Linked DNA regions of Homo sapiens: region 2 is linked to region 1. A link is an interaction called in ENCODE POLR2A ChIA-PET data of the cell type or tissue named here. Cell type or tissue: B cell. All regions are shown on one strand. Links, peaks and the distances in the headings refer to the core of each region. The heading gives the core; the rest is flanking DNA.

The links. Peaks named below come from ENCODE experiments on the same cell type or tissue, not always from the same donor. Only the 100,000 strongest peaks of a DNase experiment are listed, where the experiment ranks them.
Region 2: POLR2A ChIA-PET joins it to region 1 with 7 read pairs; 11 of 35 experiments call an interaction of 5 or more read pairs at or near these places.

Annotation. Positions count from the first base shown.
Region 1 is chr10:133,350,509-133,355,023 of GRCh38, reverse strand. ZNF511-PRAP1 (ZNF511-PRAP1 readthrough) reads right to left here. Exons shown (of 9, transcript NM_001396060.1): 7 at 3,591-3,643; 8 at 2,884-3,017; 9 at 2,341-2,777. The coding sequence ends at 2,584. It overlaps PRAP1 (proline rich acidic protein 1), which reads right to left. Exons shown (of 5, transcript NM_145202.5): 3 at 3,591-3,643; 4 at 2,884-3,017; 5 at 2,341-2,777. The coding sequence ends at 2,584. It also overlaps a transcript of FUOM not described here. Among named protein-coding and RNA genes, the nearest start is that of FUOM, 5.3 kb to the left of the region's middle. In B cell, for the core only: no CTCF peak of the experiment used is centred there; no DNase peak of the experiment used is centred there; H3K27me3 peaks cover 505 bases.
Region 2 is chr10:133,402,619-133,406,879 of GRCh38, reverse strand. It overlaps MTG1 (mitochondrial ribosome associated GTPase 1), which reads right to left. Exons shown (of 11, transcript NM_138384.4): 9 at 4,107-4,188. Among named protein-coding and RNA genes, the nearest start is that of MTG1, 11 kb to the right of the region's middle. In B cell, for the core only: no CTCF peak of the experiment used is centred there; no DNase peak of the experiment used is centred there; H3K27ac peaks cover 402 bases.

The sequences.
Region 1 (4,515 bases), core at 435-4,434:
TGCCTGGTGCCCTGGGGACACCAAGGGCTGGAGTGGGGGCAGTGGCTGCCCTGGAGGCCTTGAGAGGGGTGGGGACTTCTGCCATAGCCCCTGGGCTGTGGACACCAAGGGGGTTCTTCACCGGGGTCCATTCCTTCCACCCGCAGGAGGGCAGGTGGCAGGGGCTGGCCTGGACGCTTCGGGAGGAACTGTCGGCTGGAGAGGCCTCGGTGTGGGCCATGCCCTATGCCTGTGGCATAGGTGGCCTCCCGCTGAAAGCCTCACTTGCCCTGGCAGGCAGGGGAGGTAAAGGACACGAGGTCATTTGGAGTCCAGTGCCAGGCAGAGGTGGGATGCAGGGGGTTCCTGAAAGGGGGTGCCTGGGAGGCTTGCCCATGGGATGCTTGGACTGGTCCCCAAGGATGGGGAAGAATAACCACCAGCCACTGTCCGGACCCTCGTCTTGCTCCCCAGAACTTGCTGCAGTGACAGGTACAGGAAGAAGATGGGGCAGGGCTGGAGTTTGAGGGACCAAGGGCAGGAGTGGGGATGACAGGGGCTTCCCCCAGGGCCTGGGGCTGGTGTCCCCGGGGCTCGAGGGGGCAAGTCCCAGGGTTCCAGACCCCCACTCCAGACCGCAGGAGAACCTTGGGGGTGCAGGCAAGCCCACCCCGGCTGAGATGTGGCTCCAAATCTGGGGAAGGGACCCTGTCTGGGCTTGGCTGCAGACTTTGGGGTCCTGTCCGCCTGCTGCTCCCAGATGGTAGCCAAGGCTTTCTCTGTGCTCACTAGTGGTCAGCCTTGGCCCCAGGGGCCTCGCACTTGCCTGGCCAATCACTGCTCATCTCTAGACCCGATGGCCGCGTCGTGGCCTAACATCAGCGGTGTACGAGCTGGTTGCACACACCCTCGCCCATCCCCAGGCTCAGCCCCACAGATGAGCCTCTGGGGTTAGTGTGCCCTCTCTAGCATGTTATATAAATGAAGCCATATATGAGCAAACTAAGTAAAATCACGAGAAAAAACAAAGTAATGGGCAAAACAAAATAAAATCAAGATAGCTTTAAAAAAAAAAAAAAAGCCACAAACACCAGCTTGGGCTGCCTAGGGCAAGACCCTCCTGCAACTCAGAGATCCAGGGTCTTCTACCTGCCTGGGGCTCAGGGAGTGGGGAAGGAGTTGCCCAAATCTCAGCCCTGAGCGTGTTGATCCCTCAATGCCCTCCTACCCCATGTTCTTATCAGGATGACAGGGGAGGCTGCCAAGGGAGAAGCTGGCAGCCCATCTCTGGCCCTTTTAGGACAGAACCTCAAAGGTCACTGGCCTCTCCAGCTCATCCATAAGCCAGGGTAACAGCTCTTACATTGTGGGACACCGTGGGGCACCCTTGGGCAGTTACTCTCAGCCGTTGGTGTCCTGGGAGAGCGGGGATTTGCTGGCGGTGCAAGGAGCTCTTCCACACCTGGGCAAACCCTCAGCCCCCTGAGTGGCCACACGAGGGCTGAACACGGCAGGATGAGGGACGGGTGGCCTCTCTCCCTTGCTCCGTTCTGTCTTAGCTGCTGGAGCTGGCAAATGTGTGTGGCTCAGCCCCGGGCTTGGCACCAGGTGCTTCTCTCTCACCATAGGGATGAGACTGCCACGCAGGAACCCCGCCCACATTTGCATGTGCCCAGGACACATGCGGTGTGTGAGTGACTCCAGCAGCCTGGACCTGCGCTGCAGCATTGGGCCTGCTGGGCCAGGAGGACAGGATGGGCACCCAGAGTGGGAGCTGCACAGAACGTCAGGAGGGCAGAAAGGCCATGTCCTGGGCCTGGGTCTACCCGCCCTCACCTGAGACCTGTGCACTTTCCACCTGAGCACATGCACGTCCGTTCAGCTGGGCCCTGAGCCCCAGGCACTCGGCCACCCTCCTCCCCGACCCTGTCTCAGGCTCCTGCTGTAGGGAGCCCAGGGTGGGTTCTGTTTCTCAGCTGAGACTGGTCCCAGGGTGCCCTCTGGTCCCATCCCCTAACTGCTGCCACACCCCTCACCATCCCGGTATACAAGGAGGAGGGCCTGGGGGTAGTGCAACCTTCTGGGAGCCAAGGGTCACCTGGGCCTTGTGCAGCCCTTGATTCTCCTAGGCAGGGCAGGCTGGGCCCCGGTCATCGGTCTTCTGGGGCATGTGGCCTCCCACCTGTTTGCAGGGGTTGATTGATTGATTGATTGATCGATTGAGATGGAGTCTTGCTCTGTCGCCCAGCCTGGAGTGCAATGGCACGATCTCAGCTCAATGCAACCTCCGCCTCCCAGATTCAAGCGATTCTCCTGCCTCAGCCTCTCAAGTAGCTGGGATTACAGGCACCCGGCACCATACCCGGCTAATTTTTGTATTTTTAGTAGAGACGGGGTTTCACCATGTTGCCCAGGCTGGTCTGGAACTCCTGATTTCAGGTGATCCGCCTGCCTCGGCCTCTAAAAGTGCTGGGATTACAGAGGTGAGCCACCGCGCCCGGCCTGCTGGGGTTTATTTGTCTAGCTGGGGCAGGGTAGGGAGGGTCCCAGTCCCAACAGCCTGGGCCTTGGGACAGGGCGGGGGCAGTGATGGCCCCTGGAGCCCTACTGGGGGTGGTAGATGTGGTCTTGGTCTTCCTCCGGTCCCAGGAGCACCTGGTGATTTGGCATCACCCACAACCGGGGCCTCTCCTCGCCCTGGTCCTCCTCAGGCGGAGGGTGGTACAGGCTGTCATGGTCGGGCTCGGGACTCAGGACATGGCCCAGGGTGTCCTCGGTCTCCATCCAGGCCTTGGTGCCTAGGGACAAGCACATGAAGGTATAGTCTCAGTTTCTTTCCCGAGACCCTTGGTCTGTCCAAGTCAACCCCACGAGCGGACTCTGCTGCTGTGACCTTGTGCCCACCTGGAAGGATGGGGCCCCTGCCCTGACCTCGTGGCTTCTCCTCGGTGGTCAAGAGTTTCGGCTTCTGGACAGGGAACAGCACCACCAGCTGGTCGTCCTTCTCCGGAGGCTCCACCACACGGGCGCCCCAGGCCCTGCTGGCACAGTTTGGTCAGGTCCACATGCAGGTGGGGGAGGTGGACAGAACCCCCCGCAGGAGGGTGCCCACCATCCCAGGGCAGCCACTCCAGCCCCACCACCAGCAGCCCCAGGACAAGCCTCTCTCTCAAGAGCCAGTGATGAGTGGCCCCCAGTGCTCCCGGCCAGGCTTCCACACCACGTCCCTGGGTGGCTGCGTGGGGAGCAGTGGTCAGAGCCTTGGTTGAGCAGTGTCCCAAGGGCAAGGATGTGGGGAACCTCAGGATCCAAGACTGAGCCGCCCCAGCTACAGCCACCAGCCGTGGAGCACAAGCTGCCCTGGAGGCTGTGGGGAAGCTGAGTAGGGAGACACCGTGGAGCCCCAAGCCCTCCGGCTGTGCTCTCTTCTCCCTGCATGGGGCGCTGTTGACAGATGCCCATGAGGCTGGAGTGCCCCCTCCTTCCAAAAGCTGCTGGACAGGGCTCCTCTCTGCATCTGCCCCGTGCTCTCCAGGTTCAGGAAGGGCCCAGCAGAACGGGCTGTAGCTTCAGGGAATGGGTGGTGGGGAGGTGGGGTTGGGGGGACTTACTTCTCTGGGTCCTGCTCTGAGGGCCAGTGTTTGACTTGCATCTTGATAGGGACCTGGGGGAGAGTCACAGGTGTGGGCTGGGCCACAGTCCACGCGGGTGGAGGACACCTGGGGAGAGGTTGCTCCGAGGCCCACCTGGGGCTGCATGGGGTGGAGGTGGCTGCAGGGGGTGGGGGCAGGGCCAGCTCAGCACAGCTCGAGCGTCTCTAGTGGGCAAGCCACTCTCGGGTGTTGGGATTGCAAGCCGGGATTGAGGTTGCCGGCCTGTGCCCAGATGACCAGCTGGCCTGGAATTCTGGCCGGGTCTGGGGCAGCACAGGACTGGGATGTAACCTGGCACCGTATCCCTGACCTAGCACTCCCAACCCTGGCCGTCAATGCACTGGCTGTTTTCTGCAGTGACTGGTTGGGTCTGTGTCTGCACCACCCCTTCCTGGCTGGTGCCGAGAGAACGCGGTCAGCCGCTCTGAGCCCAGCTAACCTTAGTTGTCAGCTGCTCTGAGCCCAGCCAACCTTAGTTGTCAGCTGCTCTGAGCCCAGCCATCCTCAGTGGGGCAAAGGACAGACAGGAGAGCAAAGCAGGTGACCCCAGGGGAGGACCAGTGGCTCCAGGGGAGGACCAGCACCGTGGGGGGGCTGTGCCCATGCTCCTGCGTCTCCAGTCAAGGAAGGCGTGGGCCTCCTTCCTCCCGATCCATCCCAGGTGTGCAAGACTGTGTGGCCTTGACATGGGCCAGGGAACAGGGCCCGTCCCCAGGCATAGTCCCGGCTGAGGACACCACTGTCAGCACAGACAGTGCAGCTGAGCCACTAGCACATGGAGTCACCTCTGGCCTTCAAGGCCCAGGTGAGTATCAAGGGGTGTCATCCGGGCCCTCCTCCACCTGGGTCACATGGGTTCATCTGGGATCACCTGTTCCACTTG
Region 2 (4,261 bases), core at 1-4,000, 52 kb before region 1:
CAGCCTGGCCAAGATGGTGAAACCCCATCTCTACTAAAAATACAAAACTTAGCCAGGTATGGTGGCGGGCACCTGTAGTCCCAGCTACTTGGGAGGCTGAGGCAGAGAACTGCTTGAACCCAGGAAGCAGGGGTTGCAGCGAGCCGAGATCGTGCCACTGCACTCCAGCCTGGGTGACACAGTGAGACTCCTTCTCAAAAAAAAAAAAAAAAAAGACTTAAATCTAAGACCTGAAACTTCAAAACTGCTAGAAGAAAACGTAAGGGAAACGCTTCTGGAAATTGGTCTGGGCCAGATTTTTTTTGTATAAGACCTCAAAAGCACAGGCAACAAAAGCAAAAATAATAATAATAATAATAGGCAAATGTAAAAAAATTTACATCAAGCTGAAAAGCTTCTGCACAGCAAAGGAAACAATCAGCAAGCCAGGCATGGTGGTACGTGCCTATAATCCCAGCTACTTGGGAGGCTGAGGCAGGAGGATCTCTTGAGCCCAAGAGTTCGAGGCTGCAGTGAGCTGTGATCGCACCACTGCACTCAGCCTGGACGGCACGGCAAGACCCGAAGCAAGAAACGAAACTATCAAAGCACTGACAAGATAATCTACAGAATAGGAGAAAATATCTGCAAACTACTCAACAAGGAATTAATAACCAGATTATATAAGCAATTCAACTCAACAGCAAAAAAAACCACATAACTATTTAAAAATGGACAGAAGATCTGAATAATTATTTCTCAAAAGAAGACATACAAATGGCCAACAAGTGTATGAAAAAATGCTCAACATGACTAATCACCAGAGAAATGCAAATCAAAACCACAATGAGATTTCATCTCACCCTAGTTAAAATGGCTTTTATTAAAAAACACAGAGAATAGCAGATGCTGTTGAGGATGTAGAGAAAGGGGAGCTGTCGTACACTGTTGGTGGGAATGTAAGTTAGTACAGCTACTATGGAAAACAGTATGGAGGTTCTTCAAAACACTACAAATAGAACTGCCATAGGATCCAGCAATCCCACTACTGGGTATAGACCCAAAAGAATGGAAATCAATATACTGAAGAAATACTGCACTCCCATGCTCACGGCAGCACTACTCACAATAGCCAAGATATGCAATCTACCTAAGTGTCCATCAAAGGATGATGGATACAGAAAATGTGGTACATAAAACACAATGAAATATTAGCCATAACAAAGGACGAAATCTTGTCATTTGCAGTAATACAAACAGAACTGGAGATCATTCTGTTAAGTGAAATAAACAGGCACAGAAAGACAAATAATGCATGTTCTAACTCAAATGTGGGAGCTAAAAACGTGGACTTCATTAAGACAGAGAGCAGACTGGTGATTACCAGAGGTGAGGGGAAGAGGGGATGGACAGAGGTTGATTAATGAATAGTTCGGTAGAGTGACTTCAGTTAACAGGAATCTACAGGATATTTCAAATACCAGAAGAGAGCAATTCAAATGTTTCCAGCATGAAGATAAATGTTTGGGATGATGGATATCCCAATTACCCTGATCTGATCATTACACATTGTATGAATGCATCAAAATATCATAGGTACCCTGAAAACATCTACTTTGTATCAAAAGATAAATCTTAGCATTAAAAGTTTAAAAAAGAGTTCAATATAAATCTTACAAAACACTGTAAACTACAAAACACTGCAAAGAAAAACTAAAGACCTAAATAAATGAAGAGATACACTATATTCACGGGTCAGAGACTCAGTGTTACAATATTGTCAATTCTTCCCCAGACTGACCTATAAATTCAGGGGAATCTGCCACCCGGCCTCAAGAAACATAGGGATTTTTGTAGAAACTGACAAAGTGACTGAAAAATGCATGAGAATACAAAGAACCAGGAAAAGACAAAGCAATTTTGACAAAGAAGAGTGGGGGCTACCAGCACTGCCTGATTTCAAATCTCATATTAAATTAGAAGCAGTTACCAAGACGGTCGGTCACACAGAAAAGTGACACAGTTAGAGTCCACAAACAGACCCACGTATATGGACAACCGATTTGCGACAAAGATGCAAAGACAATTCAGTGGAGAAAAGACAGTCTTTGCAACAAATGTTTCCGGAACAACTGGTTCTCCATGTGCAAAAAAAAAAGAACTTCAATCTGCAGCTTGTACCATATACCAAAAAATCAGAAAGGATCATAGCCCTAAATGTAAAACCTAAAACCATCTATCTTCAATGAGGAAACCCTTGTGACCCTGGTTTAAGCAAAGATTTCTTAGATATGACAACAAGAGTACTCTGGAAAAGATCTAGCTGATAAACTGGACTGCATGAAAATTAACAATTCTACTCCTCGGAAAACACTGTTAAGAGGGCTGAAAAGACAAGGCACAGACTTAAAGTATTTACAAACCGTATCTCTGATTAAGGACTTGTATCCAGAATATATTAGAAAAAGGTTACAGGCTGGGCATGGTGCCTCATGCCTATAATCCTAATGCTTTGGGAGGCTGAGGCGGGCAGATCCCTTGAGCCCAGGAGTTCAAGACCAGCCTGGGCAACATGGGGAAACCCTGTCTCTACAAAAAATACAAAAATCAGCTATGTGTGGTGGCACACGCCTGTAGTCTCAGCTACTTGGGAGGCTGAAGTGGGAGGATCGCTTGAGCCCAGGAGGTCAGGCTGCAGTGAGCTGAGACTGTACCACTGCACTTCAGCCTGGGTAACTGAGACCCTGTCTCAAAAAAAAAAAAAAAAAAAAGATTAAAACTTAGCAATAAGGAAAGAAACAACTCAGTTAAAAAAAAAAAAAGGGAAAAGGATTTGAACAGACATTTCCCCAGAGAGGGATGACAAATAAGCACATGAAGATGCTCAACGTCCCTGTCATCAGGGAAATGCAAATTGAAATGCTATGCGACACCCCTACACGCCCGCCCATCAGACAGGCCAAAGTTAAAGACTGATCTTAGAGAAACTGAAGGACTCATTCCCTGCTTGCCAGCATATAAAACAGTGTAACTACCTTGGAAAACAATGTGGCGGTTTCTTAAAAACTCAAACATATGCCTCCCCTATGATCCAGCCACTCTACTCCTAGGTATTAACCCAAGGGAAACGAAAGCCCGGATCTACACAAAGACCTGTCGGTACATGAATGTTCACAGCAGCTTTATCTGCAATAGCCAAAACCTGCAAACAACCCACATATCCATCAACGGGTGAAGGGACAGACTGCAGCGCACCTGGACACTGAAACCGCCTGGCAACAAAAAGGATGAATGACGGACAACACACGACGACACACGGGGATCACACAACAATCGTGCCGAGTGACAGATCAACAAGAATGCACATCCTGTGTGATTCCATCTACGTGGAATTCTAGAAAACCCAAAGCAACCTACAGGGACAGTAGACGGCTGCCTGGGCTCAGGGAGGGGCAGGAAGGTGTGATCACGAAGGAGCACAGGGACTGGGGGTGACGGGAACGCTCATTTCCTTGATTTCACGAAGGAGGAGCAGGGACTGGGGGTGACGGGAACGCTCATTTCCTTGATTTCACGAAGGAGGAGCAGGGACTGGGGGTGACGGGAACGCTCGTTTCCTTGATTTCACGAAGGAGGAGCAGGGACTGGGGGTGACGGGAACGCTCGTTTCCTTGATTTCACGAAGGAGGAGCAGGGACTGGGGGTGACGGGAACGCTCGTTTCCTTGATTTCACGAAGGAGGAGCAGGGACTGGGGGTGACGGGAACGCTCGTTTCCTTGATTTCACGAAGGAGGAGCAGGGACTGGGGGTGACGGGAACGCTCGTTTCCTTGATTTCACGAAGGAGGAGCAGGGATGGGGGGTGACGGGAACGCTCGTTTCCTTGATTTCACGAAAGAGGAGCAGGGACTGGGGGTGACGGGAACGCTCGTTTTCTTGATTGTGTGTTGCTTTCACAGACGTATAGCCATACTCCCGAACTTGTCCAACTGGACGCTTTAAACGATGTGCAGGTTACCGTGTTTATAATACCTTTATAATGCTGGGGGTTTTTTTGTTTGTTTTTTTTTTTTAAATGAGGTGACTAGGAGGAGGGGCCCCAGCTGCCCTGCATTCACTGCACTCACCCAAAGCGCTGGTGTTTGTTGAGGGTGTACAGCAGGTAGTCAGCCATGGTCTCCTCCCCGACCAGGTGGTCCAGCACCGTTCCTGTGGAAGCAGCAGCCGAGGTGAGCACTGGAAACAGCCACATCTATGTTCCTGCCAAGTTCAAACACATCCC